2 separate regions of the Homo sapiens genome follow, and region 2 is linked to region 1. The links are chromatin contacts, found by Hi-C or POLR2A ChIA-PET in ENCODE. All regions are on one chromosome and are shown on one strand. Each heading gives the region's core, a stretch centred on a gene start or an enhancer-like site at or near the end of the contact. The rest is flanking DNA. Distances are from core to core; before and after follow the strand shown.

Region 1 (5,688 bases), core at 832-3,331:
TAAACGAGATGGTAATATTGCCAAATAAATGGGATACACCCTGCCCAGCTCCTTCCCATTCTGTCACACAGTGCATAGGAGCAGTTTTGTAATTAGTAAACTCTATGTGGCCATGATCTTTGGAATGGTATGTATGGGATATAACTTTTATTTCCATTAATATATATTTATGATTATGAAAGTCTTAGATATGGTAGCTGCGAGAGGTATCATTTTACTGGTTATTAGTCTTATTCATATTTGGATTAGAACTTTATGGATTTCCTTGGGCAATTAGGGAGATAACTTTTAATGGTTTACATTTTGCTCCTTGGAGTTATGATGTTACCCAGAAGTCTCAAAGCCCATCATGGGGGAGGGAGAAGCCAACTGAAATATACATGGCTCTGGCCCTAATAGCCATTTTAGTTGGAGGAGCTCCAGTTTTATCTGTTAAATTAGTGGGATTCTACAAAAAATTAGTTTGAAAGAAGATTCTGGGGGTAAAATAAAATTTGAAACCACTGGATTAGTAGAAAGATCTAGGAGTTAGAAGACTTATGTTCCAGTTTTGGCTGTCACATTAACTAGTTTTGTACTGTTAGATAAGTCACTTAACATATTTTTCTCAGTTTTTCACATATAAAACAGAACTAATTCGGTCTGCCTCACAGAGTTGTCCTTGGATAGTGGTCTTAAAAACTGGTGAATCAGTCTGGGCATGGTGGCTCACTCCTGTAATCCCAGCACTTTGAGAGGCCGAGATGGGAGGATCACCTGAGGTTAGGAGTTCAAGACCAGCCTGGCCAACATGGTGAAACCCCATCTCTACTAAAAATACAAAACTAGTCGGGCGTGGTGGCATGCACCTGTAATCCCAGCTACTTGGGAGGCTAAGGCAGGAGAATTGCTTGAATCCAGGAGGCGGAGGTTGCAGTCAGCCGAGATGGCGCCATTGCACTCCAGCCTGGGTGACGGAGTGAGACTCTGTCTCAAACAGCAACAGCAACAAACAACAACAACAACAAAAATAACCAAAAAACGATGAATCAAAATGTATTAAGTAATGAAGATATTGTTAATAATAGCAGCAATACTCCAATAACTGAGAAATTGAAAATGGCTTTGAATTTTGTTGTAGAATTTATCACAATAACGTATGGCTTTCTTTTTTCCAATTTTCTGTTATCTAGGCATGATTGTTTCTTTTTTAAATGTTTTATTTTTTGATATTTTATTTTTTATCATTTATTTATTTATTTATTTATTTTTGAGACGGAGTCTTGCTCTGTTGCCCAGGCTGGAGTACAGTGGCACGATCTTGGCTTATTGCAACCTCAGCCTCCTGGATTCAAGCAAATTCTCATGCCTCAGCTTCCCAAGTAGCTGGACTTACAGGCATACATCACCACGCCTGGCTAATTTTTGTATTGTTAGTAGAGCCGGGGTTTCACCATGTTGCCCAGGCTGATCTTGAACTCCTGACCTCAAGTGATTTGCCTGCCTTGGCTTCCCAAAGTGCTAAGATTACAGGTGTGAGGCATCACTCCTAGCCTGTTTCCTTATTTTTTTAATGTTAGATTTGTTGGCCACCTTCCTTAAAATTTCATTTCTAATGAAAGACAGTTTATGTATACTCATATACACAGCATATATAGTTGTGTGTATGTATTTTGAAAAACTTATATTGATTTTCTTTTACAGTTTCTAAGAACGTAAGTAGATAAATGAAGCTTAATTTGGAGAAAACTTTAACTTTCTCTGCCATTCCCAAGAGAAATCAAGCTCAGAATGCTTGCATTTATTTCCAGCCTTTGAAGGGCCAGAAAATTGTGCCTGAAAATTGGGTTAGCACATTTTCTGAATCTGACTGCTGTTAAGTTACTCTGTAGTTGGGTTGGATGCTATTTCCTGTCTTCTTTCCTTCAAGCAGAGAATATGCACTTCACATTTTTTAAGGAAACCATTCCTAGCTTGTATATTCATTTACATTCTACATCTTATGATTGCAAGGATACACATAAAGAGTAGGTCTTATTCAGAAAAGTCCTGGCAGTTGTCCCAGCCTTAAAGAGAACAAGCCTGTGCTCTTCCCTTTTACCTGATGGAATATCACTATGGCCTTTCTTTGAGGAGTTGATTAGCAAACTTGACTCAGAGAGGAAGTGAGAATAGCACATTGTGGTTAGGTGGTGCTGGCTGATTTTCTAGCTCTTGCACAGCATATGCCTCTTAAATATCAGGGGGAGTAAGCTGCTCTTGCATCATACCACCATGGTTGGATAGCCCAAGTTGCAATTTCAAGTATTGCTGGCCAGTTTCTGGTACGTAGTTATGGAAATATAGGAAAGCACAATTCTGTCTGACGAAGGAACATATATATCTGCTTGTGGAGTATTAAGTGTGAGATATGCCAGGTAGTATTTTCTATCTTTTGGAAGTTAAGAAAATTAAATACCTGAAAAGAAGTGTTCTTTTTTCTTATTTAAAGCTCTTTCTACTAAACACAAATATCCTTAGAACCAAGAATTCCATAGGAACTATGAAACCTAACTGGTCAAGTATTTTCTGGCATAGTAACATGTAGTTTTATTGCCCAAAGGCCCTCCTGGGAAAAATTTATATAGCTAGCAATCCCTTTGATAATCATACCAATAGCCATTTGTTAAGAGTACCGCTTAGCTGGGCACGGTGGCTTATGCCTGTAATCCCAGCACTTTGGGAGGCCAAGACTTGGGGGATTGCGTGAGGCCAGGAATTTGAGATTAGCCTAGTCAACATAGAGACCCTGTCTACAAAAATTACAATAATTAGCTGGGCATGGTGGCATGTACCTGTAGTCCCAGCTACTTGGGAGGCTGAGGTGGGAGGATTACTTGAGCCTAGGGAGTTGAGGCTGTAGTTGGCCATGATTGCATCACTGGCACTCCAGCCTACGTGACAGAGTGAGACTCTGTCTCAAAAAATAAAAATAGAAAAAGTACCTATTATATGCCAGTTCTTAAAAAATGTATTTTAAGGTAAATAAATGAAGACAAAGGTCATACAAGTTAGTAGCAGGGCCAGAGGGTTGAGTACAATTCTCCCTGGTGTAAAACTCATTTTCTTTCCCTATGTTCTCAGTGAAAAATCATTTATAAAATATATCTTTTACTTTTCAGAGTATAGTTTCTCTTGAAAACAATTTATGTGAAGTGAAACCTACTTGTATTTTTCATGGTGAAATTAGACATAATATCCCTAAAAATGAAAACCCAAAAGACAAAATATTTCAGGAAGAAAATTAAGGTTGGAGTTCTTGGAATTATATATCACCAAGATCAATTTGCCTTGCTTGAGGATTTTAGTATACACCTGTCAGTTTACTTTTTGGTTGTGTCATAGTCTTTAGTACAGGAATTTTTCTTTGCCCCCTTCCCCCCTCCCTTTTATTTTTGGAGACAGTCTTGCTCTGTCACCCAAGCTAGAGTGCAGTGGCGCGATCTCGACTCACTGCAACTTCTGCCTCCTGGGTTCAAGCAGTTCTCGTGCTTCAGCCTCTTGAGTAGCTGGGATTATAGGTGTGCACCACCACACCTGGCTAGTTTTTGTACTTTTAGTAGAGATGGGGTTTTGCCATGTTGGCCAGGCTGGTCTCAAACTCCTGGCCTCAAGTGGCCTGCCCACCTTGCCTCCCAAAGTGCTGGGATTACAGACATGAGCCACTGTGCCTGGCCTTTTTCTTGCCCATTGGTCACTGTTTTCCTCTTCACACTGCTGTACTCTACCCCCAGAACATTACGAGGATCTTATCAGTCCATGCCACCAGAAACTTTGCTCTTCCTCTAGATATTCATGACTTATACAGGAATGCAATATTACATTTAGTCAGTAGATGCCATCATCTAACATATAATATGTTTCAGACTGGAACTTCTTTAATTCGTGGCTTTAGTTTATTTTAAATTAATCCATTTCTACTCTCTAGATTAAAAATCATGAATCTCTTGATTTGTTAATAATGAAAACTACTTGTGGTTTTTTTTTCGCTCAATAAATTACATTTGTAAAGTTGATGTGTGTTTTCTTTTGCCAGTTTTATTAATAGAAAAGTAATCATTGAGCTGTTTTTATGCATTTTGTTAGTATTTTGAGATAGGGTCTCACTCTGTCACCACGTTGGAGTACAGTGGTGCTATCATAGCTCACTGCAGCCTTGACCTTCCAGGCCCAAGCAATCCTCCTACCTTAGCCTCCCAAGTAGCTGGGCAAACTTGGCCAATTCTTTCTGTGTTTTGTGTGGAGATGAGGTTTCACCATGTTGCCCAAGCTGGTCTTGAGCTCCTGAGCTCAAGCCATCTGCCTCCCTGTCCTCCCAAAGTGCTAGTGTGTCCGGAATTGGTGGGTTCTTGGTCTCGCTGACTTCAAGAATGAAGCCGCGGACCCTCACGGGTGAGTGTTACAGTTCTTAAAGATGGTGTGTCTGGAGTTCGTTCCTTCAGATGTTCAGATGTGTCCGGAGTTTCTTCCTTCCGGTGGGTTCGTGGTCTCGCTGGCTTCAGGAGTCAAGCTGCAGACTTTTGCTGTGAGTGTTGCAGCTCATAAAGGCGATGCAGACCCAAAGAGTGAGCAGCAGCAAGATTTATTGTGAAGAGTGAAAGAACTAAGCTTCCACACTGTGGAAGAGGACCTCAGCGGCTTGCCGCTGCTGGCTCTGGTGGCCTGCTTTTTATTCCCTTATCTGGCCCCACCCACATCCTACTGATTGGCCCATTTTACAGAGAGCTGATTGGTCCATTTTACAGAGCACCGATTGGTCCATTTTACAGAGAGCTGATTGGTCTGTTTGACAGAGCGCTGATTGGTGCATTTGCAAACCTTTAGCTAGACACACAGCGCTGATTGGTGCACTTACAATCCCTTAGCTAGACACAAAAGTTCTCCAAGTCCCCTACCCGATTAGCTAGACACAGAGTGCTGATTGGTGCATTTACAAACCTTTAGCTAGACACAGAGTGCTGATTGGTGCGTTTGCAAACCTTTTGCTAGACACTGAGTACTGATTGGTGCATTTACAATTCTTTAGCTAGACAGAAAAGTTCTCCAAGTCCCTACCCAACCCAGAAGCCCAGCCGGCTTTACCTCTCAATGGCACTCTCCGGGGGACTTTGTGGCACCTAGCCTGGGCACTCCGGCAACCCAGAAGGAGCTTGTGCCCCGATCAAGCCCAGCAGGTGCTGGCGGGCCGTGCCGAGTGCAGGGCCCACTGAGCCCGTGCCCACCCGGAACCCGCGAGCGCCGAGCGCAGCCCCGGCTCCCGCCCGTGCCTCTCCCTCCACACCTCCCCGCGAGCAGGGGGAGCCGGCTCTGGCCTCAGCCAGCCCCGGCGACGGGCTGAAGGGCTCCTCGAGCGCAGCCAGAGCGGATGCCGAGGCTGAGGAGGTGCCGAGAGCGAATGAGGGCTGCTAGCAAGTTGTCAACTCTCACTAGGACTACAAGCATAAGCCACCACACACCCGGCCTCTTTTGTGCATTTTGTATGCTGCCATTGAGGTAATGGTGCCACTAGTAAAAGCAACCCTTTGATGTAGATGAGATAGTAGGTCAGTTACAGCCTTTGTCTCTGAAGGTATTTACAAGAAATTGAAATAACGTCTTTTATTTTTAAGGCCAAACAATACTTCAAACCTATTTTTTCTGTGACGTTTTAAACAGTTGAGAAGATTGTCT
Region 2 (5,769 bases), core at 896-3,395, 250 kb after region 1:
GTTAGTTTTAGGGAGGGACTATTATCGTCTTTGTTTCCAAGTTAAACTGTAAGCTAAATTCCTCCCATGGTTAGCTTGGCCTGTGCATAGGAATGAGCAAAGATGCCAGCCTGCGAGGCTAAAAGCAAGATGGAGTCAGCTGTGTTATATTTCTCTCACTATCATAGTCTTTGCAAAGGCAGTTTCAACACAAGGGCTACTACTCAATAATAAAATGAACAAACCGCTGATGCATGCAAGAACATAGATACTTCTCAAAAACATCATGCTAAGCAAAGAAAGCCATACACAGAAGAGTATATGCTGTGTGAGTCTATTGACATGAAATTGCCAGAGGCTGGGGGTGGGAGAAGGAATTAACTGCGAGGAGGCAGTCAAGGGAAATCAGGGGGTGATGGAAATGTTCTCCAACTTGACTGTGATGGAGTGAGCATCTAAAAACTAATAGAACTGCACAGTAAAAAGGTACATTCAATTGTATGCAAATTATACCTGAGAAAGTTAATTTAAAAAGCAGTAGAAGTAGAGGAGGAAGAGGAGTAGGGATAGAAATAGCAAGAAGATGAACGGTAGAAGAGGAGGAGGAGAATCAGGAGAAGAAAATTACCATGTAGAAATGATAATACGCTCCCAGTCAATCCATCGCCCACGATGTGCCTGTCACTGTTAAGTGCCAGGGAGGGGTATTCTGTAAAAAGTGAAAGACCTGTCCCCTGTCACTAGGAGTTTACAGTCTATTGGAGAGGTGAAATATTCTTCAGAATCCCAAAGTGTGAGAAATGACAAATCAAATTCATATGCTCCCCCCACTAGGGTTAGTGGGAAATCAGTCTCTGTCATTGTTTAGGATTTCCTCCCTCCTCCCCCACTTCATCCACCCAGCCCAAGGTGTGCATGTGACGCCCAGGCTTACACTGTCTTAGGGAAGAGGGAAGAGGCCCCGTCTTCGGTCCAGCATTGGCTGCTTCTCCTCGTGCAATTTGTCCACAGCCCTTCTGATCTCATCCATGCTCATGACTCCTCCTCTTTCTTTTTATTTTTTATTTTTTTTGAGATGGAGTCTCGCTCTGTCGCCCAGGCTGGAGGTCAGGGGCGCGATCTCAGCTCACTGCAAGCTCCGCCTCCGGGTTCACGCCATTCTCCCGCCTCAGCCTCCCGAGTAGCTGGGACTACAGGCGCCCGCCATCATGCCCAGCTAATTTTTTTGTATTTTTAGTAGAGACGGGGTTTCACCGTGTTAGCCAGGATGGTCTCGATCTCCTGACCTCGTGATCCGCCCACCTTGGCCTCCCAAAGTGCTGGGATTACAGGCGTGAGCCACCGCGCCCGGCTGACTCCTCCTCCTTCAAACCAAGCTAGGACACTTCTTTGCAGAGGTTCTCAGGCCTCTGCCTCTGGTGCCACAGTCGCTGACCTTCAGGACGTGTCATTCCCAGGGTGCAGATCCCCCAGTCATGAGGCCTGCAGAAGGCCGATGGCTCACGCACCTCATCCTTCCCTCCACTTTGGCTGCTTCCTTCTCTAGCCTCCTTCCAAGCCATCCCACCAGCTCTTTACTCACTTCCTAAAAATAAAGCCTTCACCTCTCTGGGTAGGGGAAACCCATGCCCCAGGACTTGAGGCCTGGCTATCCAATAGGAGGAGAGGTATAGTTCATTTTTTTCATTATGCGCCTACAGCCCAGAAAACAAGGGGCAGTTACTTTTTCTTTTTTTTGTTGGGCCTCACTTTATCCCCCAGGCAGTGGTGCAATCTCAGCTCACTGCACCCTCAACTTCTGGGGCTCAAGCGGTCCTCCTACCTCAGTCCCCCAAGTAGCTGGGACTACAGGACATACTACCATGCCCAGCTTTGCCATGTTGACCAGGCTGGTCTTGAACTCCTGAGCTCAAGCAATCTGCCCACCTCAGCCTCCCAAAAGTGCTGGGATTACAGGTGTGAGCGACCGTACCCAGCCTGGGGCAATTAGTTTCTTAGCCTGGTTGTTCTATTAGACTGCTGCAGGGGTCTGGTTCTAAAAAGATAGAGGGTGTTGGATGTCCATTGTGGGTGAGATGGCTCAGAGGGTGATTAGTGCCTGTCAGTTGAGTGTGGTGACCTCGTGAGGGGTGGGGCTGGTGGCAGGGAGCCAGGAGCTCCTGAAACAGAGGATGCCTCAGTGTCCTGGCACTGTGCCCAGTCTGTCTGGGGCCAGTCTCTCACCAGCTGAAATGTATGTGGTTACAGGAGAAAGGGCACCACACTGGGTGACAGAGCAGCTAGTTTCAGGAGGTGTGAGCCCAAAGAAATCCTGGCTTTGGGGAATTTGAGGGAGGTGGCAGTTTCAGAGAATCTGAAAGTCAGCCCATAATCCAAAACCAAGGAGAGAAGGCACCAAGCTCCACCCAGCCTCTGGCCACTGGCTAACTCTGAATGGGAAATGGGCCTACTATTTGCTGTGCATAACCTGCCCATCCCCCAGGATTTCTAAGAAGTGCTTGGCCTGTGTTTCTTGGTTCTCCTGAGAGCCAGATGTTTAATAATTTGAGTACATTTGAACTTGAAAATGCAAAAACATCCTTCTAGCTGCATCCTCCTTTTCCTTCCAGGGCCAGAATGATGTAGTGGGAGAACTTGATTCTGAAATCAAATGGAAAGTGCTTTTGTTTCTGGAGGTTAGAAAAAAAAAATTGTCAAAGAGCCAGGGCCTCATCTCTAAAAAGAAAACGTGAAATGGGCCATGAGTCCTGCTTAATAATTCAGAGATCAAACAGAGCCAACAAGAAGCTGGAGTGAACGATCAGATATACTCACACCCTTCTCTTTTTATCAGCTTGCAAATATTCTCGTTGGCAGCTGGTTAGAGAGAAGCAGTCCATCACAAATAAGCTAAACCATGCGTTCATTCACTTATTCAACAAAATCTTCATGACCGCCTCTTATAGCAGACGTCGCTAGTGCTGGGGATGCAATCCAGAACCAGCATGTGTCCCTCTGCTTCAGGGACCTCAGGATCTATATCATGATTCTCAAACTTTCATGTCCATCAGACTCCCCTGGATGGCTTGTTAAAACACAGATTCCTGGGTCCTACCTGTGGAGTTTCCAATTCAATAGGTCTGGGATGGCCTGAGCATTTGTATTCCTGAAGAGTTCCCAAGTGATGCTGATATTGCTGGTCCTGGGACCACCCTTTGAAAACCACTGGGCAAAGCAACCATGTCAGCCAACCATTTTCACCTCTCAGCATTACATGGCTCACTGTAGGAAATTCGAAGCCCTGGATAGGTTGCTAGAGGCCTGAGCTTACCAGCCCAAGAGCTGTGGCCATCCCAGGCCCACATAGCAAAGGGCACAAATATCTTAAGGCACACTTATGTCTAGGGAGACTGTCCAGGGGCCCTGGAACCCTCCCGAGAGAGGAGGAGGTACAGCTTTGAGAGATCTTCTATTGACTTCTCAATGGAAATGGAGACCTCACAGCACCACCATTTCACCACCAGCCCAGTGAGAGCCTAGAGCTCTGGGAGCCTGAGTCTGGGCTGTGGTGCAACGTGTGGTGCAAGGCTTCCACGTTTTCATCCTGCCTCCACCTAGAGCCTCTGCTGATCCCTTCCTGTCACATTCTTGACAACCCAAATAGCTCATTTCCCTTCCATGCTCACAGCTGGAGTAGGCAGGTGAGATCCCAAATGGGCCTCGGAGGCCTTTTCCAACTGAGTGGACACAGAGACATCATATATATCCACATGTAATATAGCAAATGGCAGATCATCTTGTGGGTCAAAATCTGCAAAAATCATTGGTTTTTCTTCTAACAGCTTTATTGACATATAATTTACAATTCACCCATCTAAAGTACACAATTCAGTGTTTTTTAGTACAGTCACAAAGGTTGCCTGTTCATCTTCATAATCAATTTTAGAACATTTTCATCACTTCAAAAAGAAACCCTGTACCCTTTAGTCACCCATCCCTCAACCACCCCCCAGCTATAGGCAACAACTCACCTACTTTTTGTCTCTATCGATTTGCCTATTTTGGACATTTCATACACATGGAATCATGCTATATGTGGCCTTTTGTGATTGGCTTCAAAATTACTTTTAACAGGGACATGGGATGACCTACATGTGAGTCCAAAAGATCATTGGCAGAAAGACAAGGTGGAGACAAATGGTTTAGGTTTACTTAATCTTGGAGTTCCAGTTGTCCCAGGGTGCTAATTCCCACCTCAGGAGGCTGTGGTGGGGAGTATGAAGGACCAGCGCAGACCTGGTTCCCAGATGCTCAGGGTGGAGGAGACTTGCTAGTGAAGAGAAGAGGCCTAGTATAATATTGTAAAATATATATTTGGGCCGGGCGTGGTGGCTCATGCCTGTAATCCCAGGACTTTGGGAGGCTGAGGCAGGTGGATCACTTGAGGCCAGGAGTTTGAGACCAGCCTGGCCAACATGGTGAACCCCCCCATCTCTACTAAAAATACAAAAATTAGCCAGGCATGGTGGTGGGTGCCTGTAGTCCCAGCTACTTGGGAGGCTGAGGCAGGAGAATCGCTTGAACCCGGGAGGCGGAGGTTGCAGTGAGCTGAGATTGTGCCACTGCACTCCAGCCTGGGTGACAGAGCAAGACTCCATCTAAAAAAAATTATATATATATACACACACACACACACACACACACACACACACACACACACATATATATATATATATATATATATAGAGAGAGAGAGAGAGAGAGAGAGAGAGTCTTATTCCGGTCTCCTAGCATACTCCTAAAATCCTTGGGAACTCCAAAGTCTTTTTGTTTGCTAATGAGTTGATCCATGGCTGGCAGCCCCTACCTAACTTCAGGATGTGAGCTGGTCACCAAAAAGACCAAGGCAGGATTAGAGGGATGGAACTTTCAGCTCTCCCTGCAATTCCTTATCTTATGCATCTCTTCATTTGGAGGAGAGGGGGCTAAAGTTTGGGTTAAGCACCAAAGGCCAATGGCTTAATCATGCCTGCCTCCATAATAACCCGAAAAGTTCTGGTTCAGAGAGCTTCTGGACAGCTGAGCATGAGGAGGTTCTGGGAGGGTGGCAAATACTGAGAGGGCACGGAAGCTCCAGACTCCATACCTCAACTTATGTATCTCTTCATTTCCTTTGTAATAAGCTTTATAAAAAAAAAAACGGTAAATGTGTTTCCTTGAGTTCTGTGAGCCACTCTAGCAAATTAATTGAACCCAAGGAGGGGGGCATGGGAACCTGGATCAATAGCCAGTTGGCAAGAAGCACAGACAAAATAATGAAACCACCTTTGCAAAGATGGTGATAATGAGAGAAATCTAACATGGCTGACTCCATCTTGCTTCTGGCCTCACAGGCTGGCTGTCTTCACTCATTCCTGGGCACAGGCTGAGCTAACCATGGGAGGAAGTTAGTTTATAGTTGAATTTGGAAGCAAAGATGATAACAGTCCCTTCCTAAAACATATCCCCTCCCTGTTTGGGGACTAAAACTGCCTTTGCAAGACTAATTAGGATTGTGGGAAAGGACTGAATTCTGCTAAAATATAGGCATAGTTTCTACAATTCTTTGCTGCTCAGGAGTCATGTGGCCAGAGGTCAGAAGGTTTGCAACTTCCTCAGTTGCTCCTATAGTAGAACCTAAGATTTGTCTTTTGAGATCTTTTTCAGACTTTTGTATTCTGGAAACCAACTGACCCCACTGAGACTTATAACTCATGACTTAACTAGTCCTGCGGTCCCTGACCCAGGAGCCGACTGAGGGCACGAGAACTG

What was found. Hi-C counts contacts between places; a loop is a spot of excess contacts on that map. ChIA-PET counts read pairs that join two places held with the same protein, here RNA polymerase II (POLR2A). Pooled maps may share reads with other maps.
Region 2: a map with no recorded cell type shows a loop between it and region 1 (9-fold over the local background). The contact joins two enhancer-like sites. A Hi-C loop is called at or near these places in 2 of 37 single-sample maps with no recorded cell type and 4 of 50 pooled maps. POLR2A ChIA-PET finds 5 or more read pairs at or near these places in 3 of 52 experiments (GM12878, MCF 10A and WTC11).

The regions. Positions count from the first base shown.
Region 1 is chr2:62,037,315-62,043,002 of GRCh38, forward strand. The region is part of intron 2 of COMMD1 (copper metabolism domain containing 1); the gene reads left to right. Among named protein-coding and RNA genes, the nearest start is that of COMMD1, 130 kb to the left of the region's middle. Within about 2 kb of position 2,082, at least 5 of the 41 ENCODE cell types and tissues checked have a DNase peak (open chromatin) inside an H3K27ac peak, as active enhancers do; they include GM12878, where a contact is called at or near this core.
Region 2 is chr2:62,285,931-62,291,699 of GRCh38, forward strand. No RefSeq gene overlaps it. Among named protein-coding and RNA genes, the nearest start is that of MIR5192, 83 kb to the left of the region's middle. RefSeq lists a silencer at 1,944-2,238. Within about 2 kb of position 2,146, at least 9 of the 41 ENCODE cell types and tissues checked have a DNase peak (open chromatin) inside an H3K27ac peak, as active enhancers do; they include GM12878, where a contact is called at or near this core.